Linked DNA regions of Homo sapiens: region 2 is linked to region 1. A link is a contact called in ENCODE POLR2A ChIA-PET data. All regions are on one chromosome and are shown on one strand. Each heading gives the region's core, a stretch centred on a gene start or an enhancer-like site at or near the end of the contact. The rest is flanking DNA. Distances are from core to core; before and after follow the strand shown. Region 1 overlaps LOC124907774 (a long non-coding RNA gene). Region 2 overlaps SERTAD2 (SERTA domain containing 2).

Region 1 (6,682 bases), core at 2,231-4,730:
ACGTGCCACCACGCCTGGCTAATTTTTTTTGTATTTTTAGTAGAGACGGGGTTTCACCAACTTGGCCAGGCTGGTCTTGAACTCCTGACCTTGTGATCCACCCACCTCGGCTCCCAAAGTGCTGGGATTACAGGCGTGAGCCACCGCGCCCGGCCTTGTGTCCCTTGAGTAAAGGTCACTGCTCCTCTCAAGGTGGTCTCCTCCAAATGACACTCCCTTTCCAGGTTCTGATCATCACTCCTTAGGGCCTAAGGGTATAAGCCATTCTGAGGCTTCTAACCCCTGGTTTCTAGACTAGCCTTATGTTTCCATTACACCCCACCAGCTCTCCTGTAAATAGTCTCTTTAAAAATAAACTCTCTCCCACTGCACCCCAGCCTGGGTGACAGGGTAAGACTCTGTCTCGAAAAATAAATAGAAAATAATAATAAACTCTCCTCAAATTATCCTAATTCAAGTGTGTCATCTGTTGCCTGTTGGGACCCTCACTAGAAAAAAAAATCCATCAAAATTTATACTGCATAGCAACATTTGAACTTTAAAAAATCCATTTTCTTTTTTTTTTTTTTTAGATGGAGTTACACTCTGTCACCCGGGCTGGAGTGCAGTGGCACGATCTCGGCTCACTGCAACCTCAGCCTCCTGAGTAGCTAGGACTACAGGCACGTGCCACCACACCTGACTAATATATATATTTTTTGTATTTTTAGTAGAGACAGGGTTTCACCATGTTAGCCAGGCTGGTCTTGAACTCCTGACCTCATGATCCACCCACCTTGGCCTCCCAAAGTGCTGAGATTACAGGCATGAGCCACCGCACCCGGCCAAAAAATCTATTTTCTTAGATTAAGTAACTCACATCGCAAAACTTATAATTTGCTCCACAATATCATTATCCAAAGGCTCAACAACTACTGTACTCTACTGTACTGTACTGGGTCCATTCTAGGTTCGGCAAAGTCAGAGTTGGTACATCTAGCCTCCCCTGATGCATCTCTTTCTTACTGTTTCAGGGCTAATAGGGACGAACATGGATCTAAGTGGTTTCAGTGTCTTCATGAATTGGTCTAATATATTGCCAGGAATAGACGCATTTTAAAAAAGGACTCCAGGATAAAAATATAGAGCTCTAATGATAGAAATTGTGGACACTATGAACCAGGGATGGAGAAGGATGTTTGATCTTGTTTATTCTCATCAAGATGAGGCTTAATTTTTCTGCACCTTTATTCAAAACATGTAACTCAGAGCAGATTTTTTTTTTTAATTTATTTTTTTTTTTTTGAGATAGGGCCTCACTCTGTCACCCAGGCTGGAATGCAGTGATGTGATGATCACAGTTCACTGCAGCCTCAACTTCCTGGGCTCAAGCAATCCTCCCACCTCAGCCTCCCAGAGAGCTGGGACTACAAATGTGTGCCACCACACCTAGCTAATTTTTTGTAGAGATGGGGTTTTGCCATGTTGCTCAGGCTGGTCTTGAGCTCCTGGGCTTAAGCAATCTTCTTGTCTTGGCCTCCAAAAGTGCTGGGATTACAGGTGTGAGTCACCATGCCCAGCACCCAGGGCAGAATTTGAAAGTCCTTGCTTCAGTGTTTGTACAGCTGTTCAGGACTTTCCAGTGTATCAGTTATTCAAATTTTAAAGCACTTATCAAAGAGAGCTTAGTTTTCAGTCTCAAAAGTCCAAGAAAGACCTAAAGATTGTTGGTGGTTATTTTATAGCACACCCAAACAAATCTTTCACATTGTCTCTCTTTAGACCACTTGCCTCTGATCAGGCCTGCCTCCTCAGCCACACTTCAAATGAAAGAAATCAAGTAAACAACTTTTAGCAATCAGGGCACCCTAAAATAGCAGGTGATCTGCAGCAGGTTAAGCACACACCAACATACATGCAAATCAGTCAAATTTTGTACCTGGCAAATAAGGCTAACAATTTATATTTTGACTGACTTGATTATTTGAAAAAACTGCTTTTCTGTGACATAAATATAGATGTTAGTTCTGTCTCGCAGCTAAGTATCTCACGAGAAAGCCACATTAACCTTAATGATTTCCTGACATGGAAATTAATATTCCCTAGCAAAGAAATAAAATGGTATCCACTGGTGCTTGTGCAGCTAAAAAATACTGTCTTCCTCCTTCCCTCCCCTGGTTGACATTAGTTGGTTTCAGTCCACAAATATTTACTGAGTGTTAACAATGTGCCAGGCAACTGTTTAATGCTAGAAACACAGTGCTGAAAAAGACAAAACAAGTCCCTGTTTAAGGCAGTTGCATTCTAAGGGAAGGGGGATATGCAATAAACATGTAAACAAACAAATAAATAATACAATTTCAGGAACTAAGGACTATGAAGAAAATAAAGCGGAGTACTATGGTAGTTGGTACCTGGGGTGTGGTTTGGCTGCTTAGTGACATCTGAGTTGAGACCTGAAGGCTGTGAAGGAGGCAGCAGTGTGAGCATCCAGGGAAGAGCTCTGCTAGCAAAGAAACAGTAAGTGCAAAGGACCTGGGATAGAAACAAGCCTTGTGTACCGTGTACTTGAAGGCAACAAGATGGGCAGTGTGGTTACAGGCAAGTAGTTAGAGGGAAAGCTTGGAAGGAGATAAGGCTGAACAGGAGCCAGGATGAAAGAAGCAGAGCCGGATCAGAGTGATGACAAGCTGGAGGAGGAGTTAAAGAAAGGAAGCTGGGAAGTGGTGTGATCTCATTTGTATTTAATCTGGCTACTTTGTGGAGAATGGATTGTAGGAGGTCAAACACGGAAGTGGGGAGATCTGGGAGGAGCCTATGGCAGAAGTCCGGGTGACAGACACTGGCAGCTTGGCCTAGGGTTTCATCAACAGGCCACTACCGGCTCATACGGTGCCTTTGTGAAAATTAGAAAAAGGCTCCTCTTTCCATTAGATGCCCTGATTGCAGATGGATTAAATGTGAGGTGTGAAGAAAAGAGAGGAATCCAGAATGACTCAAGTTTGCACCTCAATAATTGGCTGGAGAGTTATGGAATCAGTAGTTCAATTCTGATCATGTTCACTTTCAGGACCGTGAAATTTTCCCATGCAGCGGTTGCACCCCCTGTTACAATGTGAAAACTCAGTAGCATTTGCCACACTGACGTTGGTTTCCTTTCAGCTGGCTCTGGGAACCTTATGCTGATGTAATGGAGATAACCTTTGTGAGACGTTAAATCAGTGTATTTGCCTGCCCAGTAAGTCTTTGTCTCCATGGCTTCCCCCTTGAGTCAATGGCATGCATTCAGTCACAGGGAGAAAAAAAAACCCAGCCAAGATTGGATAAGTCATCCCTTAGCTTAGAATTTCAAAATAGGATTAATTCATAGCAAAACAATAGTTTGAAATCAAGGGCTTTGAGTGTCAAAAACCAGACATTGTTGAAAGAAAAAAATGTATTTGTATATGCTAGTGAGGCAGAACTTGGAAAAGTGCCCCTGAACAGATCACAGATACAGCCAAGAAGAACACAGGATATGATGTCAGAGCCACTTTCTCATGACTGGAAGGGAAGATAAAAGCAGCAGGCAGAGGCCGGGTGCAGTGGTTCACGCCTGTAATCCCAGCACTTGGGGAGGCCAAGGTGGGCGGATCATGAGGTCAGGAGATCGAGACCATCCTGGCTAACATGGTGAAACCATCTGTACTAAAAATACAAAAAATTAGCTGGGCGTGGTGGCGGGCACCTGTAATCCCAGCTACTCGGGAAGCTGAGGCAGGTGAATTGCTTTAATCTGGGTGGCGGAGGTTGCAATGAGCTGAGATCGCGTCACTGCACTCCAGCCTGGGCAACAGAGCGAGACTCTGTCCCAAAAAAAAAAAAAAAAAAAAAAAAGCAGCAGGCAGGAATTTGGGACATTCAGAGAGTACCAGCACAGGGTTGCCCCAGATGAGTGGAGGGTGCACTAAAAGAAGAGGAGGCATGTATCCTGCTTTCTGTTTGGAACCGGGGTAACTACAGAGAAGTAGCTTGAGATAGTGATTTCTGTTCTTTGGGGTCATGCATGGTCTTTAGGAGATCCAGTGGTAGAATGATAAAGGCTAATGGGATGAATGGGCTGGAAGAGGCCTGGCCCTTGGGCCAAGAAGTTGTGAGGCTTATGGTCCTTGCCACTGAGAGCCATGGCAGGGGCCGTGGCTGTCAGTAGTGGAAATGGTTCTAGGCCCAAAAGCCGGAGATAATTTCCTCATCAAGGGAGGCCGGGAGAGCCTGGATGATGGCAGACAGACTTGCTCTGCCAGTTTTTCAAGACCCGAATGACATCTTAAGAAAGAGAAGTGGGAGAGGAGAACCATTGGATCAGGGAGAAACCTTGAAAGATTGAGTGAGTTTCCAAGGAAAACTGTTGTAAACGTAAAGAGACTGTGTTACCTTTAATTGGCAAGATCAAGTGTTTCCACCTACGTTAGGAATGGGGGCTTTCCAGCAAGAAATCATTATCGACAATGAAGTTGCTTTTTTTTGTAAATCTAGTTTTTAGTGAGTACATTTAAACCCTGCTACATTAGGAAGGTCTGTATTGCTACCAAATAAAGAGAACTCAGCTTGACATACCCCTGCCTCTAATGGAGAGAGGGGGAGGAAGGAGACGGAGGGGAAAGATTGAGTCTGTCAACAGTAGTTACCTCCAGGGAAGATAACTGAGGGACAGAGAAGGAAGAAAAACCTATTTCTCATGGAACGTTTTCTGTACCTTTTGCATTTTTTCCATATGCATGCATGAACTATTCAAAAATAAATTAAAAGGGGAAAAATAAGTTTCTGAAATGAGAAGCATGCAGATGCACAGAATGTGATATTCAGTGCTTGGCAATTAACCTTAAATAGTTTTCATCTCACCAGAATCTTTGAGCCACTTCTCCTCAGTGTACCTTGTGGTTATTCCCTTCATTTGTGTAGGTGTTGGGTAAGCTGTCTGTCTTGCCTTTCCAGCGAGCCCATGACCCATTTGTGCATGGTACTCCAAACACTGTACCACCGACCCTACAGGTGGCCCATCGCTTTTACAGGGGAAAACAATCCCACTGACCCATTTGGTCTTGCCCTTCATCCTGGATTGAGGTGTGGGAAGGATTAATAAGGGTTTTTTGTTCTCACCCTGGTTATTTCCACCCCATTGGCATCACATAACAATGGGGAAGCAGTGGAAAGAACTTAGGTGCTGGAATCAAATTTGCTAGGGCTTACCTCTGCCAGCTACTAGCTTTAGGTACTTGGGTGGGTCTCAAGTTTCTTCTTCTATACATTGGAGTAATACAAACCTCACTGGGTTATCACAACACAATACTAGAACTGTTCTGATTACCCCAACCCCCAGTCTAAGAGACCAGACTAATTTTTGTAAAATCTCGCATCCAGCCAAACTTAGCATACCTATTGTCCCTGTATTCCTCAGTTTCTACCCAAGACATAAGCCTCTTCATTCATCTGTTGTATCCCTTACTCTCATTTATATCCTTCCCCGTATTTCACTCCCTTGACTCAACCTCCCTCTGCTTCCCTCTTTTAAGTAGTATGTTTTCATTTGCAGGCTACAGGAAACTCAAGTCTAACTGGTTTAAACATTAAGGGCATTTACCGACTCAAGTAACTGAAAATTCAGCAGTGGCAAAGGCCTTGGGTTACCTGCCAGACAGACATACCAAGGGCCTTGTTTCTTCTCTTTCTCTACTCTCGCACCCTCAACGTGAGCTTCATTCTGGGATTGGCTCCCCTCGTGGTTATACAGGCTGGAGGTCAGCAGCAACTGAGCCTGCATGCTTCTGCATTAAGTCCAGAGGAACTGAGGAGTGAGTCTTTAACCATCAAACAAAAATCCTGGCCTTTCATTAATTAGAACAACCTGAACCAATCATGGTGACTAGGGGAATGCCATGTGCTAATTTGCTTAGCTCTGAACTAAGTTATCCATTTTTGAGCCAATTACAGTGACAAGGGAGTTGAGATTATGATGACTGATTTAGATCAGAGGTTCTCAACTGGGAGCAGCACTGCCTCCTTCAGAGTATTTGGAAATGTTGCTCTGACTGGGAGTACCACTGGCTTTTACTGGAAGAGGGATGGGGGAGGGGAGACACAGGACAGTCGTGTGGAATTTTGGTCTGCCAAAAATGCCAATAGTGCCTCTATGAAGAAACACTGACTTAAAACATCAGGGCACACTTCTGAAACAGGAGTTTGTTTTCCCTTAGGTACATAAGCCATACTGGGGCAGGATGGACACCTAAACAAAAATGACTAGACTACTCAGGCTCCTTCCTAATCTTTATTGACTCCCTTCTATCTTTACTTAGATCCCTGCTCAGCCTATTATGTATTACTTTTAACTAATCTCTTGACAATGTCATTTACTTCCTAGCCCCATTCTGCTGTACCTACCCAGATAAATCCTATAGTGACACTGACTTGAGAAAGATACTTTCAAACCTTTTAAAAATCAAAGCTATAGGCCAGGCGTGGTGGCTTATGCCTATAATCCCAATACTTTGGGAGGCCCAGGTGGGGCAGATCACCTGAGGTCAGGAGTTCAAGACCAGCCTGGTCAACATGGTGAAAGCCTGTCTCTACTAAAAGTACAAAAATTAGCTGGATGTCATGGTGGGCGCCTGTAATCCCAGCTACTCAGGAGGCTGAGGCGGGAGAATCGCTTGATCCCGGGAGG
Region 2 (6,682 bases), core at 2,071-4,570, 580 kb after region 1:
AGTTTTGCCACCATTTCTCTGTTTTGTATTATAAGGCAAAACTGACTCCACACACCCAGTAAGATTGTAAAATGCATATAATCTTGATTTTTAATCCTAATTCTATCTAAGCTGTTACAGAAAGGAATACAATGCAACATAATAAAAAGTGAAGTCATTTTCCTTAAGTTTGCCTGACACACTGCAGTAACATTACAATGAGCATATTCAGAAGAGGCCTCCAACTCCTAGAGGGGGAGGGCAGTGGGAACTCTCACTCTCAGGGCTTTGTGTAACAACCACCTCCTTAAGCAGGGCCCAATTTAAAGGAGAAAAGACACGACATGCCCTCAAGAACCGGAGGGCAAGAAGCCAGGCGCATCAGCCCCTCCAGGCCTTTCTGGGCCTGGCTCAGGCTGGCCAAGGTCAGGGTCGGCCCAGCTCCTAGCTCCTCAGAAGCCTCTCTTTCCTCAGGCACTCTAAGAAAATAACAATAGCTCTTTAACCACCCTTTGGAGAGGCAAGGGACCTTTCAAAAAGGCTTCGCTGGGCTGCAACTTGAAGATGAAGCAGTAGCAGGAGCTAAGGACGTGTAGGTGACTCTAGGGAGGGGGTGCTGTGGTTCCTGCGGAGGGGGGGCCTGGAGTTCACGAAAGGGGGGCCTGTGACCCATTGGCTTCCTAGGTCACCCCGGGGCTTTGACACTCCACTTTATCTCCTCCCTTGGCTGGTGAAGACCAAAGCCTAAAAAACCCATGTCTTCTACCCAATTTTTCTAAAGACCCAAAGTGCCCCTGAGCTCCAGGGCGGGGTTGGAGACTCCCACGTGGAGGAATCACGTGGGTGCTCCTCCATCTTCTGCCCACCCTAAGGGGCCTAAAACTAACCCCAGCCACTTTTCTACTGAATAGTCATTGGCTCTTAACATGAGGTTTGAGATCAAATGACCTCCCTCCCCAATAAACTTTTTAGAAACAAATTCCTAGCATTCTGGTTTTCTAAACATTAATTTTAACTGCTATTAACTGCAGCAAACTAAGTTTCAAACATAAAGAACAAAACTCATTGGTAGAGACATAAATGAAAACTTCTGGAGTTTTCCAGGAAACTTCATACTAAACACAACTCTGTACATGAAAACTAGTTTTCAACTGTGCAACTTTTCATTAGGAAGGACCCTGCCTTCAAAAGCTACAATCTGGGTAGATGCTCAAAAGTAACAAATGTCACTAGAAGTGTCCTCAAAAGTCAAAGGACCAGAGGACCAGGAGCCTGAATGACTTGACTTTTTGGGGCTTTGCAATTCCAGAATCTGAGTGACTCCCACAGTAAGCAATCTGAGAGATTACTGTGGGCTGGGGGCGGCCGGGAGACTGCTGGAAATAGATTTGTAGCCTATTTGAAAGTTACATTTAAGGTGGGATTGTCTCTTCATATCTGTTTCCCATCTCAAGATAGTGAGCCCCCTAGGGCACAGACGGTGTGTGTTTTGTTCACTTCTGTACCCTCAGCATAAGGTAGTCTCCAACACAAGATGCTCCATAGATGGTCACTGAATACACGAACAGTAAGTGGAAATAATGAGGAAAGACACCAAGGGGCAGCCAGGGCAGCACTGTAAAAACAGAGCCAGGTGTGTGTGTGTGTGTCCTTGAGCGTGAACTGTGTCTGGGAGGGAGGGTCTGAGGAATGGGAGGGTTGCACAGACCTCGGAGTTGAACGGTTTTACAGGCGGGATCAGGGTCGCGCAATGCACCAGCAGCTGAGATATGGAGTAGGCAGGAAAGCTCCAGCTGAGAAGCTCTTCTGTGAGCGGCTCTCCCATCCTTCACTTCTCAACCACGGACAAGCCTTAGGTTCACCTGGAGGCCTGATAAGCACAGGCCGTTGGGCCCCACCTCCCATATTTCTCTTTCAGCATGTCTGGGGAGGAGCCCTCAAATCAGCATTTCCAACAAACTTTCGGGTGATGCTGGTCTGGGAACCTCACTTTGAGAATTACCATTTCTTCTTTTCCTCATCAGGCCATTTCAAGTTTAGGCCGGAGGATATCTTTATTCAGTTAATCTTGATTCCCAAGGCCTTCCTTATTTGTGTCTAATTTAGCAGGACAAAAAGGAATGAACAGCATTTTTGTGATAGCAACTGACAACTGACATTAGAAAACAAAATACTGCACGCAGAGTTAAGATGTCTTATACTCAATTTTAATGACAAAACTCAGGGTCTCAAACTGATGTGTCAGATCCTACTGGCCCAGTGGGGCCCAGATTCTCCTTGCTGGGGTCTTAAAGTGATGGCAGTGGGATCTTATCCAAAGCCCAGAAAGGAACTGAAACAGTACTTACGTTTAAAAGAGTAAGTAACATCTCCCACTACTACATTTTGCATTTTGGAAAAAAAATGCAAACAATTTTTTTGAAGATGAATCAGAAAAGGTTATCTTTAGCTCAAGGTTTTTCAACTATTTAAAAGCTACATCTTTTTAAAAATCTTTTTTTTTTTAAATTACTGTCCTTTAATGTTATTTGAACTGTCAAAGTAAATGTTATGATTTTTTAAAGTGAGAGTATTAAATTGACTTTTCCAAACTACCACTTCTGTCATCCTACCACCACCAACAAAAACCACTGCTTTAACCTGCAGGCTCACCCCAGCCTCTGCAGCATCACAGCGTCCTGGTGGTTCCCTCGACAGACCCTGGGTTGGGGGGGCAGGGGCAGTGTGGGGGCTGTAGGAGGCCGCACAGGGAGCCCTCCTCAGACCACCAAGGCTGGCTTGCTGGGTTTCTCTGTGCCAGTCAAAAAAAGATGCAAAAGTCTTCACAGATGTAAAACTCTGCATTATGTTTTAACTTGATTCATCCCAAATGATTGTCATTAGCCCGGGCGGAAGGAAAACTCTCACTGATAGACTTTTCTACTCTGGAGAAAGAGAATTCATGCCACAAAATGACTTTAAAAGGGGGTCAAATTCACAGCTTAGTTCTAAATTCTTAAGAGAGGAAATAATTGGGGAAGGTGTGACTGGTCTTGTGACCAAAAAGGAATCAAAGATTGAGTGGAGACACCTGGTCCTGCACCCCTGGGGCTTGTGCAGCTCGGCACCACCCTGACCTGGTGCGGGGACAGACGGGGAACTCAGGAAAGCATCGCCTTAGAAGCCCAACTGGTTTGTACCTTGTGTACGTTTTCAAGAGCTTTTTCCAATTTCCTTTTGGGAAACAGCAACAACTACACATTCTGTATGCTCCCTTCTCAGGAGAGCAGCAGGCTTCACAATTAAGTGGTATGTTGTTTTAAAAGTCAGGTAACAAGGCAACACTGAACTACAGTGTCTGCCGTGGTGTACGGGCGGCTAGTGGGGTGAGCTGGCCATGCTCTGCCGCTCACCTGGGTGGAGAGCACAGCTGGGGCCTGCCTCATGATGAGTCACCGGCCTGCACACGCGGGATCCTGCACGGCTCTACATGCACGCTATACTTCAACAGGAACGTTTTCAAAACGCTAGCTAACAGCTCTCAGGAAAAAGGCTCCTCATTCAAAGGGGAGCTTTAACAAGCTGTATGCCTTCGCAGGGCAAGGTGGCTCACGCCTGTAATCCCAGCACTTTGGAAGGCCGAGGCGGGTGGATCACGAGGTCAGGAGATCGAGACCACCCTGGCTAACACGGTGAAACCCCATCTCTACTAAAAATACAAAAAATTAGCCAGGCGGTGGCGGGTACCTGTAGTCCCAGCTACTCAGGAGGCTGAGGCAGGAGAATGGCGTGAACCCGGGAGGCGGAGTTTGCAGTGAGCCGAGATCGCGCCACTGCACTCCAGCCTGGGTGACAGAGTAAAACTCCGTCTCCAAAAAAACAAAACAAAACAAAACAAAAAAAACACCAAGCTGTATCCCTAACCTCATCAGACACACTGTCCCATATGGCTGCTGGTGTGACCACTGGTTGCTGACAAGTCTAGAGGTGTCAATGCTAACGCTAAAACCAGAAAGATGAGGCCTTTAACCCAACGCCAACACTCAAAGTAGTGATCTGCCCTCATGTACCCACCTCTTTGGAAGAAAAAAGAAGTGTGGCGATTGTCTTATGAGAAGGCTGGCAGCGGTCCTTCCCTTCCCCTGACATACTGTGCCACCAAAGCCCACAGCCCTAAGTGGAAACACATTCATACTCCTGGTGTCTTTTGGTGGTGGTGGTAGAAGAAAGGGGTGCCCCTGGTAAAATTAGCTGGGCATGTGGCAGACTTCTGAGCCGAAAAGAGGCTCAAAGTAGGGCCAGGATTGTTTTGAGACAACTTCTGAAACACAGAATATGCTGTTTCTCTTCTCTTCACTCCACAGGCTGGTCTCCCAGTGCGTTTAGGACCCTGCTTTTGAGGCATCCAAGTGGGAGAGCCTCTGTTCATGACAAAAGGGAACCTCCCACCAGCCTGAGGGCGGGACGCTGAGGACCCCAGAGCCCTGCCTCCAGGCTGCTGTCGTAGTGTGACACAGCAACTTCCGAGCAGGAAGGAGAAGCCCGATCCTAACTGGGGGAAGCTGTTTGCTTAGACAACTTTCTACACTTCAAATATTACACCTTAAACAACACACTGGACTAAGAAATCTGATCATGTCCAGGCTTTTAACACCCTCCTCCCCCAAGGAACAATAAAACACACCAGCGAAAACAAAGAGGCTGCCCTGAAAAGGTTGCAGTGGTGGATGATACTGGCAGAATCAGAAAGGAAGCTAAGAGAAACAGGCGCGTCCTCAGCCGGGCCTCGCGTGTCCTGACACTGCAGCAGGCACGGGATGTGGGCTGTCCCCTCCAGCACAGTGCGGGAAGGTGCTGGGGCATCCAAACAGCAAAAGCAAACCTGAGACCCCAAAACAACTGCGTCTGGCCCAGGGGAGTGGGCAAAAATTCCAACAGGGAGAGACCGTCTCTGGCTTATTTACAGACAGGGTAAGTAAGGATGCCCAAAGACAAGGCGGAGTATTAGTAACAGAACTCATGAAGTTCTATGGATCGGGATGCTTTAAAAAAAAAAAAAAAACACCAAAGCTCATCCAGAATGTCTGAGGTCCCTGCAGTAACATCCATGCTAATTGGTAAGTAAGACAAAGCCTCCCCTAACAAATCAGCAATGTAATTATAAAGCCAGTCACTAGATCAAGCCAGTCTCCTGTGCTCCAGCGATATTCTGAACCTGTAACCCGATACCACTGTTTGCTGCCGGCGCCTCCTCCGGGCTCTCCCGCTGCGCACCGGCCGCGCGGGGGCCCGCAGGGCAACGCAGCCTAGGCTGTTTGTGCAAGATGAGACCCTGCATTTGACGAAGACCTGCAGGAGCAATCCTCCCGGCTTTCTTGACAGTGAAGAAGAAGAAGAAGAAAAAAAAAGCCTGACGATACACTGAAATTCGAACAGGAAGTCAAGCCCCAAGTAAATTTAAGAAACAACTTTTACTGTTTGGGGTTGTTTTCTAAAGTCCAAATTTTTAAAATTCTAGTTTCTCCTCTCAGATTTTTACATGCTCCTATTAAATTGAAGGCAATTTCCAATACTGGAGGTTTGTCAAATATAAACTTTTCTCCTAGTAAAATAATTTTTTAAAAATGTTGACAGCTGCATTTAGTAAGCAAAAACATAGTCAAATTCTGGGAGGGAATGTTTCAAGTAAATATTTCTTTAGAATAAATTATGGCCTTGTTAGTACACATCTGGAAAGAGAATAGGCTTTTTAGAATATAAATGTCAAGTGGTATAAAATGTTTCTTATATCCTGTCTTAGTGGTTCCTCTGCCAGCTGGGAATTTTAAGTTTTAATCCCAACTCTTATGAAGCTATGGACACCAATTACCTTCTTCCAAGGACAATGAGAATGCTGCCAATTGTTTTATTTTATCTAAGGATTCTGGCTAAAAGTATGGTACACTTGATTTAAAAAAAAATTAGAAAAATGCTTTGTTTTCTCAGTTTTAAGGAATTTTTTTTAATTTATAAGGAAAAAGGATTACTTGGGAATGGCACACTTAATTCAAGTAAAAGGTTGAGTAGAATTATACAGTTTCTAACCTTAACTTAACAAAAACATAATATGCTCTGATGCCTGGAATTTGCTTTAAAATACTCCAAAACAAACAAACAAAAAAAAACCCAAAACCTGGCCATGTAGATGAAACAAGATTTGACAAAATGTTGATACCTGCTGAGGCTGGCTGATAAGTACAAGGCGGTGCTTTGTACTCTTCCTTTTACTTTTGAATGTGTTTGGAATTTTCCATAATAAAAAGTTAAAAACCACAGCACGCCAATACATATTTCTAAATTAAAACATATAAAATGAGCACAATAAATTACTCACACCCCCAGTGAAAACTATTATATTAATTTGATAGGGTTTTTTTTTTTTCTTCACACAGAAGAAAGCTATTAGTGCTCCATGTAAACAAGCACGCCCAATTCAAGTTGGAACTCTTTAAATTCTGGAAGACAGCACATCACATCCAGCCACGAGGGGGCGCAGCCGAGCAGCAAGGAGCGCAAAAGTCTCATTCTTCACTGCAATTTCTACCTACAGCTCTCTCAAAGTATACACATTTTCAAGATTGTTTCCAAATTCAGGTATCCACAGGACACTGCTAAGCAAGCTGGGAGCTTTGCCAAGGCCAAAATAAATTAAATTATGGTACGGTTCAAACTCTGGAAGTACTGT

The links. ChIA-PET counts read pairs that join two places held with the same protein, here RNA polymerase II (POLR2A).
Region 2: POLR2A ChIA-PET joins it to region 1 with 10 read pairs in OCI-LY7. The contact joins two enhancer-like sites. POLR2A ChIA-PET finds 5 or more read pairs at or near these places in 3 of 52 experiments (AG04449, AG04450 and OCI-LY7).

The regions. Positions count from the first base shown.
Region 1 is chr2:64,061,476-64,068,157 of GRCh38, forward strand. The region is part of intron 1 of LOC124907774 (a long non-coding RNA gene); the gene reads right to left. Among named protein-coding and RNA genes, the nearest start is that of VPS54, 45 kb to the left of the region's middle. RefSeq lists a silencer at 1,501-1,590. Within about 2 kb of position 3,481, at least 14 of the 41 ENCODE cell types and tissues checked have a DNase peak (open chromatin) inside an H3K27ac peak, as active enhancers do; they include OCI-LY7, where a contact is called at or near this core.
Region 2 is chr2:64,640,036-64,646,717 of GRCh38, forward strand. The region is part of intron 1 of SERTAD2 (SERTA domain containing 2); the gene reads right to left. SERTAD2-AS1 (SERTAD2 antisense RNA 1) reads left to right here. Exons shown (of 2, transcript XR_940172.3): 1 at 1-5,409; 2 at 6,390-6,682. Among named protein-coding and RNA genes, the nearest start is that of SERTAD2-AS1, 6.5 kb to the left of the region's middle. RefSeq lists enhancers at 2,183-2,966, 3,262-3,571, 3,750-4,533, 4,132-4,231, 4,252-4,331 and 1 more and silencers at 5,176-5,346, 6,558-6,607. Within about 2 kb of position 3,321, at least 40 of the 41 ENCODE cell types and tissues checked have a DNase peak (open chromatin) inside an H3K27ac peak, as active enhancers do; they include OCI-LY7, where a contact is called at or near this core.